Linked DNA regions of Mus musculus: region 2 is linked to region 1. The links are chromatin loops, found by intact Hi-C in ENCODE. Cell type or tissue: heart. All regions are shown on one strand.

Region 1 (8,000 bases):
ATAGTAAGAGATCTGTTTCCGTGAGTCAGTGGAAGGGAGTGTGTTAGACTTAGCTCTTGTCATAGCCAACGGGTAGTCTTTACAGTGAAAATACTCAGCAGGCCAGCCCTGCCTTTACTAGAACACTCTGAGGAGTGGGTCTCCATACTACCTTCATTTTGCCAGTGAAAAATGAGGGATTCAAAGAAAATAAGCAATTTCTCCCCTGCCTCAGAGCTAAGTGATCAAGCCAGGCTCCCTTCCCAAGGGAATTAGCATCAAGTCCCTTAACCACTTTACAGCTTTGGACATCATTTTAATATATGATGGGGTCTTCACTGGTCTTAGACTCCGTTCACCTTGACCTCACTGATTTGCTGTAGAAAGCTGAGTGTACCACACTGTACCACATTGTTTTCAGCAGAGATACTCAGAATGGTCAGTCTGCTATACATAGCATGTCTGCATATGCATGTACATGCATAGACTTATATACACAATGGAGAATCTGCAAACCACACTGAGCTATAAACTGATACTTCAAAAATATTTTCTATAGAATAAACAGAGAGATAGGTTTCTAATATATATTTTCTTTAGAGTTAGACCAGAATCAGTCAGCTTAATTATAATTGCACCTGGGCTTAGTGATATATACCTATAATCTCAGTACAGGGGAGGCTGAGACAGGAGGAGTGTGAGCTACAGCCCAGTCTGAGCAACACAGTAAGATTCCATAGCAAAATTAAAACAATTAAAACAAAACAAAACTCATTCCACCGAGATTTCTGGGTAACATTATTCTCTACAATACAGTAAATACATGTGGTTTCAGAAATCACAGAGTTGCATAGCTTCAATTCCAAAGGTAGGAATTGCTCTAATTGATTCAGGTTCTAGAAAAGCAAGTTTTAAACTGATGATGAAAATCCAAGAGATAGTTTTGTTTTATTTTTGTTTGATCAGAGAGATGTGATTTGAAGAATACGCAGCAACATGGACCCCTAAGATCAGAAATAGAAATACAAAGCAAGCCCAGAAGTTTATCCCAGTGATACATACGCTAGGGACCAGAAGATAAGTTTGCATGCTTTGATCACTTTCTAATGCTCAAGTGCTACTTATGTTTTAATTATATAGTTGACGTCATGTCCCCTGTGACCTCATTTGGTTTACACAGAGAAACCACGTCAGCAAGGTCTACAGGTGACATGTGATGAATCGGTTTTACACAGGAGAACACAGGTGCAGGGATTCCACTACTTGGCCTAGGTCACACAGCTGTTCCCATGCAAAGTCTGACTTATCAGCTGCCACTGCTTTTACCGAATGTGAGTCCATTGGCATTTCTAATGAGCCTAGTGTGTCACCTTACCTAAACCAAGGTGGGTGTTTGCCAAGGCTTGGGAGCTAGGAGTGATGTTTGTAGGAAAGACTCCAGAACAAGAGGTGGCAGACCATGGCTAACTGCCATTCCAAACCACCTCCAAATGTCCCAAAGGAGAGTTGGAAGAGAGAAGGTCACTGGCAGGGGAGGGAAAAACTTCCAAGTACAGAAAACCCCATCGTCCCCACAGCTGGCACTGTGCATCCCAAGTTTTATGTGGTATTAATACAACTGGCTCTTGACTCAAGCTTGAGTGGTTGAATCCTGGCGCCACCCTGAACCCTCCACGTCTCATTCTTTGCCGGTAGGGTGGATTTAAGGATCATGTGAGTGCTGCAGAGCTGATGAGAGAATTCAACACAAAAATAAGTGTAGAAAGGCTCCACGTGTTAACTGACACACAGGAGGTAGGTGCTGGCTTTTCCTGTTTGCTTCACTTTTGTCATGTCTGTTGTGTTGAGAACTGAACCCAAGATCTTGCACATGCTCAGTGCACAGAAACGTCTCAGTAAATTCCACTGTCTTTACTGTTTCCTGCAGAAAGGGAAGCCCCAGAGTGTTCTGGTTTGCTTTTTTGTTACTATGATAAAACATTCTGACCAAAGGCAACTTAAGGGAGAAAATGTCTTATTTTGGTTACACTTCCAGGTTACAAGCCATTGAAGGGACGTTGGGACAGAAATTCAAGTGGAACTGAAGCAAAAAGCATGGAGGAATGCTATTTACTCACTCTCTAGCTCAGTCACAGGCTGATGCTTCACCAGGGCTTTACACAGCTCAGGTCCTCCTGTATAGGGAATGGCACCCCCAACAGTGGGCTGGGGTCTCTTACATCAGAGATAAAGAAAATGCCTCACAGTCAGGCCAACATGCTAATGTGATCAGGATCTCAGTTGCAGTTCCTTCTTCCCAGGTCACATTGACAATGAAAACTAATCAAGGCACAGAACTGGGATTTTCAGCTAAACTACAGAGATCACATTCTCTACCGCAATCCCACACTCCATTGTCCATCTGTCTGAACTGCCTTTTCCAGGTTTACCCATTCACATTCTTCCTCTCTCCCATCAAGCTTCTGTTCTAATGGTCTTCAGAGTAACCTCACCTGGCTGCCCAACCCAAAGCAGGCCCCTTGTCACTTCCCATAGCTTTAAACAGCCAGATTTCACCCCACACTGTGGCTGGTGAAGCAATCACACACAGTTTATCTTTTCATTTAATTCCTCATGGGTTGCTATCTCTACTACCACAAAGAAATCTCCATGAGAGTAGTTTGCTACAGCTTACAACATTTTTTTTTCCTAAAGAGCAGTCAATGTCTTATCTTTTTGCATTGAGGCTATCTATTAATTAGTAAAATTCTATTAACAACTATATCTAATATATCAGCAGATGAAGTGATAACACTTTTAAAAGTGACTCCAAGCAAATTCAAATGTTCTCCGCGAGATGAGGCACCGTTATCATTTTATTTTGGAGGTAACCATCCCCAGAGACTTCTACAGAGAGCACTGGGCCTTCCATGCAAAGCACATTTTAAAACTACAGAATCTACTCCGCAAAGTAAGTTGGGGAGGTAAGCGCTGTATAGCTGCTAAAGATCTTGGGAGGTTGAAAAGCAAACTAGGCACTCTGCTCACTCACTTCCAGCTCCAGGGCTGTGTCTCCTGTCGGGGTCATTAATCAATCCCATTACGTTATAATTCCTCCCCACGCTAAGAAAACACAACCCAAACAGAAGGAAGCATTTCCTGCACTTGCCACTTACCCCTAAATATGAAGGGTAGCCGTCTAAAAACTTCAGCCTTCCTGAGATTAGCTGGAGAAGGTCTGCACAGTATCCACTGGATGTGTCCGGAAAGAAAACGTGCCAAGCGCATTGAAGGGTGAGAACATGACTTGATTCTGACTGCTCACATTCAGGGCTGTTTCGCAAGCTCAGATAAAGCAATGCAGAGCTACCCGGGATGACAGGACTAAAATAAAACAAATCATTTGCAATGTGATTTCCTGCTGAGCAGTGTGCTAAGCTGCCCACTGTGGGTAGTTGTTAACTAACACAGAACAGACCTTGCAATACTGAATGGCAAATCCCTTCATAGGACAAATGACATTGCATGGATATTAATGAATGGGGGCCAAAGGAAAGCCACATGATATAATGGAATCATTGGTTCAGTGGCTGCAGCTGAGGAAGACAATGCTGTACTTCATCAGAGAAGGGCAGCTTGATCCGGTATGATGGGCCTAAGGAGGAAGTGCCCTCTGGGACGGTCTAGCTCACACTCATTAAAGAGGTTCAAGCAACAGAGAGTGGCTTGCTTAAAGAGCAACACAATCTAACCTTTTTTTTTTTTTTTAAATTGAGACAGTGTCTTATGTAGTCTAGTCTGGCCTCAGGTTTGCTGGGCAACCAAAGATGACCTTGAACCTCTGCTGCTCATGCCTCTGTCCCCAAAGTGCTGTCGTTATAGGCATGTGACACTCCATCGATTTATGCAGTGCTGGGGATCCAACTCAGGGCCTTGTGCCTAACATGCAATGTAACATAATCTGTCAGATGCCTGCTGGATGTGTGTTAGAGACTGGAGGATGAAGGGCCAAAGACTCAAGACATTCCTGCTGTTGAAGAAGAACAAAGCGTGGACTTAGATAAGCCCTCTCGTTTAATTCAGTTCTTGTAAGGATCTAGGAAAGTAGAGAGGTTCTGTATAGACATCATCTTAGAGCTAAGGAAGCGGGAGTTCAGAGCGGTGAGAGATATGCCCAGATCTTCATGTGAATGAGCTCTGAAGCCCAACGTGGGCATGACCACAAATCTTGGCTTCACTGTGACCTCATCCTGCTTGATGACCCACCATTAGACAAAAAGCTTCCTTTTGTATGTATTTTAAGGTCAATTAAAATCTACCCAGTAACTCTAAACTTTTCATCACTTCATTATGTCATTAGGAACATGATTTAACTTTTTATCATAAAGATGCTGACCACATGGAATGGAAAGATGGCTCAGTGGTTAAGAGCACTTGCTACTCCTTTAGAAGACCCAGGTTTTATCACCAACCCCATATGGTGGCTCACAACCATCTGTAACCTCAGTTGTAGAGGATCCAAAAGGTAAAACATTCATAGGTGAAAAGTAAAATAAATTGATTAAATAAAAATTTAAAAGTTACAAAAAAAAAAAAAGACACTGACCATGTGGCAAAGGCAGGCCACTTTTACCCATAGAACAATTCAGTATTTAAGATTCCATACAGCTCTGAGATGCTCAAAAGATCACACAGTCCTTAAATTATAATTCTTGGGTTTAGCACCCAATCAGAGCTAGTGTATCTGTCTACTATCCTCACGTCATAATGGAGGCCTTCTACCACTTTCAGAGGCCTTTCACCTTCAGTCGGCCTCTCTTCATTAAGCACTTTCCATTTGCATGTTCTTTCCTGACTTTTTTTTTTTTAATGTGTGTGCATGTTTGTGGTGTGATGGTATACATGGGGAAGTCAGAGTTAATTGTTAGTTGTCATCCCCAGGAAAGCCACCCACCTCCATTGAGATGCCCTCTCATTGGCCTGGAGTTCTTAGGGCAGGCTGCAGTAACAGGCCAGTGAGCTGGAGAGACTCCCCTGTTTCTGCCTCCTCAACTGTGGGATTATAAGAACACAGCACTGGACCCAGCACTTTTTATGTGCATTCTGAGGATCAAACTCAGTTATGAGCTTGTAAGGCAAGCACCTTACCCACTGGGATGATTTGAATATACTTGGATTAGGCTCTTGTAGTTTCCTATTGACTTTAATCACATGACATGGTAGTACTTTAACCACAAGAAATGGCTGTACTAAGATCTCCCACTCCAGATAGAATTCTTCTTACTTCAACTGTGGAGAGGCAATCCAATTTCCCCATAATGATCTGGATCTATCACCCCTTCTAACACTGGTATTCCTTTCTTAGCCTGTTGGTTTAAAGGCATTAGAAGTCCAAAATCACCAGGAAGAAGTCTGAGCTTCCAGTTCAATACTCCTGGCAGGAACACTCCCTGCTCTGGAACCAAAACTTCTAGGCCAGCAGAACCTAGGGTGACAGAGCAAGTTCCAAGTAGAGAAAAGCTTAGATCCAGGCATGGTGGTACATACCTTTAATCCCAGCATTCAGAAAACTGAGCCATGTGGATCTCTGAGTTCCGGGTCAATCTGTACAGCAAGTTCCAGAACAGTCAAGCTTAGGCAGTAAATGAGTTGGGAAACAGAAAGCTGGAGATAATGTAATAGAACAAGAAGCCCATGCTCCAGTCTCAGCAAGCAGCAGGACTCAGCAGCTTCTGCCACATAGCTCTAGCTGTAAAGATGCAAGAATAGGAGGGACTACTAGTGCCATTGATGCTGGTTAGCTGGAGCTAAGAAATTAGCAGTGATTAAGAAGGTGATTTCACCAAGGTGAAATTTTCTGGGACATGTTTTCCGAGAACACAAAGAAGTTGTGTTCCAGAGATTGCCCAGGCTTTACCTTGTGCTTCAACAGGACTTGGTAATATGTAAGAATCACCCAAGTGATACTGGTTTTGAAGGCATGAAGGGGTCATGGAAAAGCAGTTTAGGCTTGGCACTGTGAGATGCATGGAAGGCCATTGGTAAAGGTATGGCCTCAGTTGTAGTTGATGGTCCAGGACTGAAGGGATCCTGCAAAGGAGTTGAAGCTCGGCCCATGAAAGAAGCCTATAAGAGCCTTATTGCTGAAGCCTGGTTGCAGTGGAAGACTACAGAGAATTGGAGAAGCCAGTACTGTGAGATCATCACTAAGAAAGAACAACAGCAGCAGTGGAGTGGAGTCAACCAGAGCCTAGAATGCTACAAAGCACAGAGCTGGAGAAGTGACCCAAGCCCTTTGGTGGAATCCAAAATATCATGTGTGTATCCTAGACATTGCCTTGGATACCCCTAGATGTTAGAGATGCCAGAGCCATGGAATACCTATTGAGGAAAGCTGTATACAGGGATTGGAACCAGCCCAAGAGGATGAAGTTTGTTGCTGCTAAATGCCAAATCTGCCAACAGCAGTCAAAAAGGATGAAAGGAGTTGAAGACCTGAAAAACACTTTGACATTGGTCATGGAGATGCAGAGCTTGGAGTTTGTCCAGCTGGCCTTTGGTCTTGCTTCGGTCCAGTATTTCCTCACTATGGTGTTTTGGAATGATAATGTATATCCTGTGATGTTGGGGGTATGTGATCTGCTTTTTTTATTTTGATTTTATAGGGGATTACAGTTAAGTAACTGAATGAATCTCAAAAAGACTTTGAACAGTGGACTTTTAACATTGTTGAGACTGTTACAGACTTTTGAAGTTGGACTAAATGTATTTTGTATTATACTATGGCTAGGAATGCCCCCCTATAGACTCATATGTTTGAACAAGCCTAGCGGTCCAGGGAGTGGAATGTGGTGGTTTGAATATGCTTGGCCCAGGGAGTGGCACTAGTAGGAGGTGTGATCTTGTTGGAGTGGGTGTGGCCTTGTTGAAGGAAGTGTATCATTGTGGGCGTGGGCTTTGAGACCCTCCTCCTAGCTGACTGGAAGACAGTCTCTGCTTGCTGCAGTCCAATCAGGATGCAATACTCTCAGGTCCTTCTTGAGCTCCATGGATGCTGCCATGCTTCCTGCCATGATGATAATGGGCTGAACCTCTGAACCTGTAAGCCAGCCCCAATTAAATATTGTACTTTATAAGAGTTGCCTTGGTAATAGTGTCTCTTCTCAGCAATGGAAACCTTAAGACACTCACTGGACCAACTCCCAGCCTCTTTCCCGACATTTCTGGTCCTTAGCGGTATTTACTCCTTTACCATGGTGGTTCAGGTGCTCCTTCAATTTCTCCCTCTATTTCTAACAAAGTGTTCTATTTCTTACATTGTATTCTTCTACATTTTTATATCACCTCTGAACTTAAAAGGCCCTTGAAAATAAAATCTACCACCATATGTCTAAACTTACCAGCACAGATTCCTGACCTTAGTAAATATTTGGATGATGACTAAGACATCTGTGATTTCCATCCCTCCCTGGGGAGAATTTCTGCATACTTCCACAGGATTTTTTCTCACCTGTACATTTGCTTTATTTCTCCAGTGCTATATTTTTGAGCCTGCAGTAAGGGAAGAGACAGAGACAGAGACAGAGACAGAGACAGAGACAGAGACAGAGGAGAGAGGAGAGAGGAGAGGAGAGGAGAGGAGAGGAGAGGAGAGGAGAGGAGAGGAGAAAGAGAAGAGAAGAGAAGAGAAGAGAAGAGAAGAGAAGAGAAGAGAAGAGAAGAGAACCATCAGAGGAAGCATCAGATTGTGAAATTATCTTTCCTTACTTTCACCTATAAATCAGGTCAAAACTTAGCTCAGTGTCACCTGCCGAGACTTACAGCTCCACAGTAAAGGATCCAGGCATCTCTCCTAGAATTTTGAAGTAATCTAGATTAAAGAGAAAGTCATATTTCAGGTCATTCTTTTACTAAATTGTAAGTTCTACACCGCTCTCAGATCTGTCCAGAGCGCTGGACCTCTCTAAGTGATGTATCAATCACTCTGGCTCCGAGGGACCATCATCAAAAGAGAAGGACCATGTCTGGCTCTCATGGAAGTA
Region 2 (8,000 bases), 120 kb after region 1:
GCTCAAGGGTGCGGAGCCTAATCAATCTTTGATAATGGTGGGGGCTGGCTGTGTGAATATGGCCACAGTGTACATGCCCTGAGTGTTCAGTAGCAGAACAGACACACACACACACACACACACACACACACACACACACACACACACACACACACAGAGGGCAGGGCAGGATGAGACCAGTACCTCCAGAGTGTGGAGTGTGGGAGAGGTGTAATCTTTATGAGTAAGAGTCTAGAGCGATTCCATTTCTGATGTGGCAGGGGCCAGGCACAGCAGGGAGGATGTGAGCTCTTTGTGGAGTTTCAGGTCTGGGCTGGCAACTGAAGCATGGCACACACCAGGAAACGTTTGTAGGAAAACTCCATTTAGTTCCCGTTTGAGGGACTTTTTTCTTACGATCAATTTTTTTCATTGTTGAAGATTCAGAAGGCAGATGCATAAAGACAACTGTCTTGGATTTCCGCACAGACACGGATGTCTCTCTTTCTCCTCTGCCCTTCTTTCTTTTCCCTCTTCATCTCTTGCTCTCTCTTTCAGTTGTTTTTCTTAACAGGAGGAAAACTATACAAATACTGCCTTGTTAAGGTCCCTCCGTCTAACATAACACGGGTTAAGTTATAACTATTTTTCTATAAGTTTTAAAACTACGACATTCTTAATTTTCGTCGTTGTATGCTGCTTTATCTAGTCATTCTTCATTACTGTCTATTTAGTTGCCATTTCTGATTAACTATCATGCAACATTGTAATGAGTAGGTCTTCCCCACTCCTCATTTTTATGGTGCCTGGTATTGAAGTCTGCCCAAAACATTCCTGGCAAGCACCTTACCAAAGGAGTGCTAGCCCTCGCTCCTGTTGCATGGCCTCCTATCTGCAGGTTTCCTTTAGCTTGCACTAGTGTTCTTTTTGTAGTTCTTGTTTTGTTTGGTTTTGGTTTTGGTTTTGGTTTTGGTTTTGGTTTTGGTTTTTCCAGACAGGGTTTCAAAACCCTATAGCTCTGGCTGTCCTAGAGCTCACTCTGTAGAGCGCCTGCCTCAGAGAGATCAGCTGCCTCTGCCTCCCAAGTGCTGGGATTAACGATGTCTTCACTCCTGGCTTTTGCACTATATTTTTAAGAGAAATTTTTAGATGTAGCTCATGGCGGGCTCTGAAGCTTGGGTCGCTCTTGTCTGTGTATTTTGGTTGGAATGTGGAAGTGTATTTCTCACATTTATGCGAGCAATTGAGACTTATTTTTATAAAACAACACCCCTTTTTTCTGGTTAGTTGAAAAATTATTTAAATTTAAAATTTTTAATAATAGAAATTTGTTTAAATTAAAGCTTCAGGATTCTTAGATTTTTCATTTTTTATTGTGACAATTTCAAACAGAAATAAGATTATAAAGCAAATGTGTACATGATTAGCCCTTAATCTAACTGAGTATTTGCCACACTGGGTTGTACATTTTCACATGTACTTTCCTTATCTCTTTGTTGAGTATTTACTGTAATTCACCTACATGCTGTAATACGCATCTTCAGTTAATGTAAGTTTTAAATTATTAATTTTTTTTATTCCCTGTTTTGTGTTATTCTGTCCTTGGAACAGGGAATCAAGGTAAAGGCTGGCCGGTGACAGGACCTGGTGTACGGTGTGTCCAGGGAGTCTCTGACTGAAAGGGTGTCCAGGAGAATTTGTCTTTCAGCCCCAGGGTTCAGTGAATGACACCTGGTAAACACAAGTGGCCAGATGATAAGGGCTCTGACCCAGGTCACCACTCACAGGCTTTGTTAAAATTACTAGTGGAGAGCAAGCTAGATAGGACTCCAGTCCTGGTGGAATCGGCACTGCAGGGACAGGTTCCTTTTCTGAGTCTGTCTGCTACTATCCTCATTCAGTGTTACCACAGTTGATGAGTGTTTAAAGAATTAGAAAAGCCTTCCGAAGAATATCGTCAGAGGTATTGAAAGGTATTCTAGAGCTGTGGCAGCTGGAAGTGTGTCTTCCCCAGCAGTGACCCTTGTTCCTTGCTTCAAGGACAACCAAGCTGCCTTGTCAACATCCCTAGTTTATGCTTTTATCGTAGTTGGCCTCTGTCCATGAGTCCAAGAGACAACCTTTGATGTATTTACTTGAACCCCAGAGTGGGTCATTCCTGCTTTGGTGGACTGCTTTGTTCTAAACTGAGCACAACTGTATTCTGCATCCAAATTAACATGTCATTTAAGAGGAGACCTCTTTTATCACCTCTAAACAAGTGAGGGCAATACAAATTCCTCAGTGATAGTGTGACAGTTGGTCTGAGTCTGGTTCATGTATCCTCAGCACACATCGCCGTGGTTATTTACAGAGTGAGCGTTCAGCCCATGGCACTAGCACCCAGAAGTTCCTTGCTCCCTGTGCTAGTCAGTCACCACGCCCCCAAAGCTAACTGGCTGGATTCTCTCATGACACCTTAGTTCAGGCCTTTATTTCATTGCAGGATAAGTATAGTAATGTGGTCTGTGTCTACTCTGTTACTTCTTGCTGAGCTCTAGGCCTGTGTCAACACAGGCTTTCACTCTTCCACTGACCTCTACCTCCAACCCTGATTTTATGTGTGGTGGGTGGTGGAGTGAGTTAGTTTATTGCTGCATTGTATTTTATTGTGTGACTATATGACAGTCAATTAAGTATCCAGTCATTGAGTGATCTCTGGACTGTTGCTTTTTTGTTTTTGTTTTTGTTTTTTTAAGATTTATTTATTTATTTATTATATGTAAGTACACTGTAGCTGTCTTCAGACACTCCAGAAGAGGGAGTCAGATCTCGTGATCGGATGGTTGTGAGCCACCATGTGGTTGCTGGGATTTGAACTCCTGACCTTCGGAAGAGCAGTCGGGTGCTCTTACCCACTGAGCCATCTCACCAGCCCCCTTGTTTTTGTTTTTAAAGCATTTTTGTCATCCTAAGATAAGTTGCTGTGAATACTCAAACTTTTTGGTATTATAGTCCATGTACATTTTGTTATAGATTTCCTTATGATTGAAATTGCTGTCTATAGTCATGTTAGCACAGTTACAGTAGATATTGCTTAGCAGTTTTCTAAAATGGTTTGTCAGTTTATTCACATATATAAATACACACATATGTATACACATATACATGCATGTATATACATATACATATACATACACACACAAGTATAATATTTTTAAAAAATATTATATTTTTAAAATATTTTTAAAAAATATCCATTTTTGTGTGCATTGGTATTTTTGCTTGCATGCATGTCTGTGATTCTCTAAACTTGAGTTACAGAGAGTTGTGAGCTGGCATGTAGGTTCTGGGAATTGAACCCGGGTCCTGCGGAAGAGCAGCCAGTGCTCCTGGCCGCTGAGCCACCTCACCAGCTCCATCAGTTTCTTCTTACACCTCCAGCATGTGGGAATGTTCTGTGTTTTTGCCAACTTTCATTATCCCTCATTATCTTGAGAGTGAGCGGCTTGAGCTTGCATTTCCGGGGACGATTGAGTTTCCGGTTCACAACTTGACAATGATTCCCAGGATCATTTGGAGAAAATGCAAAGGATAACCATCAGGCTAAGAAAAGCTCCAGGAGAAAAGTGATGCAGCGTTCTGAACCCTTCTCTCATCGGGAAAGGGTTTCTCGAGCCCCATTCAGCAGTCTGGGAATCTGCGGAAACAACAGTGGGAAAGAACACAGCCAAAAAAAGTCCTGTCCTGACAGGGCCCTCCCTGCAGTTGCCGCAAGCAAGAGTCATTGTTATCTTGCAAGGACAGACAGGTCAACAAGATAGGGTGGTCTTGGACTGTCTCCCATCGCTCAGAACTGCCGATCCATGACACATTCTTGGTGCTGTGCCTGGCGGCCCCAGAGTACACTCCGGCCCCAGGAAGCCTTTCCAGCCTCTGAGAACTGAAGCTGCAGGTGGAGTCAGCTTCTCACTGTGCTCCCTGGTGGTCATCTGTTAATTTATCAGTGAAAAGCCTGCATCTTAAAGAGCAGGGCAGGGTCGGGGAAGACATGGTTTGTGGGCCTGGAATAGCCAATATAGATTGGGAAAAGTCGGAATATTCTCATGTCACAAAACATACAGAAACAGAGCTCTGATATCCGGGAGCCTAATGCTAAATACGGATCTGGTCAAAGGTCAGGAGAGAAACTGTGTTGGGATTTCTTCTTGACATGAGAAGGGACTGCGTTTCCAAGGTCAGGAAAGCAATGGAAGGATTGGCAAAGGAAAAAAAAAAGCCCTCTAGACTGAATTACATAAAAATGTCAAACTGGAAAAGTATTTGAAACAAATATGACCTCAGAAGGGACGAGAGCACGTTCTGGCGCTGTGGGTGGCAGAGCGATTGGTACAATCGTTTCCGGAGAACAGCGTGATAATAAGCGACGAGCGCCTGAAGGTTCCTGTCCTTTAACTCAACAATTTCTTCTTTCAGGGAGTCTGTTCTTTGAAAATAGGAATTGGGACAAATGTTATATATAAGAATGGCTATCTTAGGTTTTTGTACAAAATAACCCAGACTGGAAAGAATCTAAATGTGTACCAGCAGGGGAAAAGTTAAGTTGTATTCTAAGGTAAATTAATCACTATCATAGGGAAACCTCGTATAACCAACCATAGGATTGCTATCATTCTCGATGACAGGCCACTTCCATTTCAAGCTTGTTTGTCCTCATTTAGGGAAAAAAATAACAATGAATTCTTTCTTCTGTCCATTCCCTGCAAATTAAAGTAAATGCCAGTGAAGGATGGTGGCATCGCTGGGCTGTCTCTGTTTTGTACTGTTATCTGAGAAATATACTTCGAAGATAGTATCCTAGCATTTTGCCATGACTTCCCTTAGGCAGTGCCTCGGACCAGGTCGCTAGCGATGGAAGAAAACCCTCATTGCATCCTTGACCTGGTTTGATACCAGCAGCAGATCTCACTCAGTGAAACGGTGGGTTAAAGAAATGAATTAGATAAGCAAAAAAGTGGGCCAGCAGAATGGATCAGCAGGTAAAGGTGTTTGATACAAAGGCACAGTCTGAGTTCCACCCCCCAACTCTACATGGTGGAAAGGAGACAACGGACTTCCACGAGTTCTCCTCCAACCTCCATATGAGTGCTGTGGCATGCATCTATGTGCATACATATGTGGATACATATGCACATAGATGCATACATACATATATGTAATAAAAAAGCAAAACCAGAAGTGTGCTTACTGTGTTCTGGGCATCGTTCATAGTGTGTGTTGTTATCTCATCCGCTCCATGCATCAGCCATATGGGGCTGGTAATATTATTACACCCATTCTGCACATGAATCATCAGAGCCCAGAAAGCTTTATTTAACTCCCAGTATGTTCAGGTGGAATCGGGTAGAGCCAGACCCCGCAGCCTACACAACCTGGTACTGCTCTTCATTACACCGTGCCCCTCATCACCCTGCTGCTGCCAGTGTGATTCTGGTCACTTAGTAACCCCTGCCCTCAGGTACCTTATGCTCCTCTCTTTCATCTTGAAAATCAGGAGGTCTGGTTCTCCTCATCGAGGATGCTGCATCCTCGTGTTTATTTTCAGCATTTCCCACAAGCTGGGTGTGCCCAGAAACAAGACACAGCCTGCTCCTTTTGGCCTAAAGTGAACCGAGTCCTAGAACACCATGAAGGGAGTCCCGTGCTTGCGAGCCCCTGTGTGATGCTGAGACTAGGGCATTGCCTAGTGCAGCAATCTAAACCTGCTTCCAACATCACAGAGGATGCCCGTGGCTCCACGGCAGCTCCTCAGCCCAGTTTGTCTTCTTTTCTCAGGGACTGTAAGCATTTGAGTGAATTATTTGAGCAGCCATGGACTTAGGGATTGGGTAGCATCTGACCCCAAGCCATCTGGGGCTCCACATCTATAAATTGCTTGGTAGGAGCCAAAATAAACAAAATACATTTGAAGGGCTAAAATAGAAAACCAGAGTAAGAGGTCGCTCTGACGGCTTCAGGTCGGCTGAACATCAGTTTTGTTTCTCTTTGCATTGAATTGGGCTTTGTTACACAGGAATGCAAGACGTTCACTGCCAGCTCTATGGAAGGATAGTTAATACCTCACAATTGATCTCACTTTAACAAGGACACATCCTTAAGCTTAGTGCGCATGCCTGTAATCGCGATGGAGGACTGAGGTAGAGAGGTCTTGAGGTTGGGGTCACCTGGGCTTCCTAATGAGACCTCTGTCGGGCATTATTTTATATTTGCTAGTGACAAATTCCCTCTCTCCAAGTCATAACAATGAAAACTGTTACCAGACATTGCCACAGGTCCCCCAAAAGCCATTGTTGAGAGCTTCTGGTGAGCATAAAATTTGACTCCTTAAATTTTTTTCTTTAAAGTGACAGATGATAATTGAAGATGTTACTAGGCTGTATGATTTTTATCTTTTGAATGGTCATGGCCTTCCACTATTGGTTGTGTGGTCATATATGTTTAAGAATCGGAGATACTAAATAACTTTCTTACCTCTTCCCTCCTCTTTCGACAGTATGCGAGCATTGAAAAAAATGGTGAATTTTTTATGTCTCCTCATGACTTTGTCACTCGGTATTTGAATATTTTTGGAGAAAGCCAGCCCAACCCGAAAACTGTGGAACTTTTAAGTGGTGTAGTGGATCAGACCAAAGATGGGTATGTGTACTTCTAAATACCTTCCTTTTGCTCACACCAACTTTCTTTTGCTTAATGGTAAAGAAGTCACTATATGTATGCACCCTCTATATGACCAAAACTGTTTCTTCTACCTATTAATCCATCATTTTAGACATGATATCTCAGTATTTCTTCAAGCATTGTTTCAGAGTTGTGGACTCTATGTTTGTAAGACTTGTTTATAGCTTGATGAGGCTGTTGTAATTGATGAGATGTTATGAGACCTAGGAATTTATATGTGTCTGTTTGTATATCTCAAGATAGCTGTAAAGTTATGAACTTCAACATGACTCTATGGACATAACTTCTATGATTGTCTCTTTGTCTAAATTGTCTTTAAAGTTTCATGTATGCTTAAATGGTATGAAAATGAGAGATAGAAAATTCTGATGATTCCAAGTTACCAAGTCAGGCTGGCTAGAGTTGAGTCTCTACTGCATAGAACCAATCAGGCAAAAGTTTGCAGGGCACCCTTTGCTTTGTCCCAATGACCAGTTTCCTCTGTGTTTCCTCTGGAATTGGCAAATCTTACCATATTTGGAGGCAGAATCTAGGGGACTGGTATAGTTAAGCATTTTGACAGGAAAATGTTATCTTGTGTTATCTGGGTGGACCTAATTTCCATTACAAGAGCCTTTGATGATGGGGGCAGCGGGAGATTTGACACAGGGACCAGGTGTGATATTACTACGAGGCTGGAGTCTGAGTGGTACACTCACAACCGAGTGTCTGCAGCCACTCAAGCCTGCCTCAGATGGAGTTCCCAAAGAGCCTCAGGAGAGAGGTTCTGGATGGCCTTGTTGACACCTTCATTTAGAAATTCTGGGTTTCTCAACTGTAATATACACTTTTGCTCTGTCTTGTCTTCAAATATGTAGTAAAGTTTATTCTATTTATTATTATTTTTTGAGAGAAGATTTCCATGTTTGTAAGACTTGTTTATAGCTTGATGAGGCTGTTGTAATTGGTGAGATGTTATGAGACCTAGGAATTTATATGTGTCTGTCTGTATATCTTATTATTTTTTGAGAGAAGATTTCTCTGTGTAGCCAGGCTGACTGGAACTCACCCTGTAGACCAGGCTGGCTTCGATCTCAGAGATCCTCCTGCCTCTGCCTGCTTAGTGGTGGGTTAATTTATATTTAATTGATTAAAGAATATTATTATTTATAACATATGCTAAAGTACATATTGATTGTAGAAACTAACATATCTATTACACTATGTGCATATTTTGTTTTGCATTCAGAATATTTAAATCTCCCTTAGCAATTTTCAAGTACACTTGTGGCTTTCTTAACCATAACGCCACAGTGCCCAAAACC

The links. Peaks named below come from ENCODE experiments on the same cell type or tissue, not always from the same donor. Only the 100,000 strongest peaks of a DNase experiment are listed, where the experiment ranks them.
Region 2: a loop joins it to region 1, with 2.9 times the contacts of the local background. A loop is called at or near these places in 5 of 42 quality-filtered maps.

The regions. Positions count from the first base shown.
Region 1 is chr6:6,294,668-6,302,667 of GRCm38, reverse strand. The region is part of intron 1 of Gm20619 (predicted gene 20619); the gene reads right to left. Among named protein-coding and RNA genes, the nearest start is that of Gm34749, 25 kb to the left of the region's middle. In heart, no CTCF peak of the experiment used is centred here; DNase peaks (open chromatin) are centred at 1,477 and 3,267; H3K27ac peaks cover 1,342 bases.
Region 2 is chr6:6,179,625-6,187,624 of GRCm38, reverse strand. Slc25a13 (solute carrier family 25 (mitochondrial carrier, adenine nucleotide translocator), member 13) reads left to right here. Exons shown (of 18, transcript NM_001177572.1): 3 at 6,512-6,654. Among named protein-coding and RNA genes, the nearest start is that of Slc25a13, 34 kb to the left of the region's middle. In heart, a CTCF peak has its summit at 3,935 (motif pointing left); DNase peaks (open chromatin) are centred at 1,744, 2,384 and 3,714; H3K4me3 peaks cover 631 bases; H3K27ac peaks cover 2,000 bases.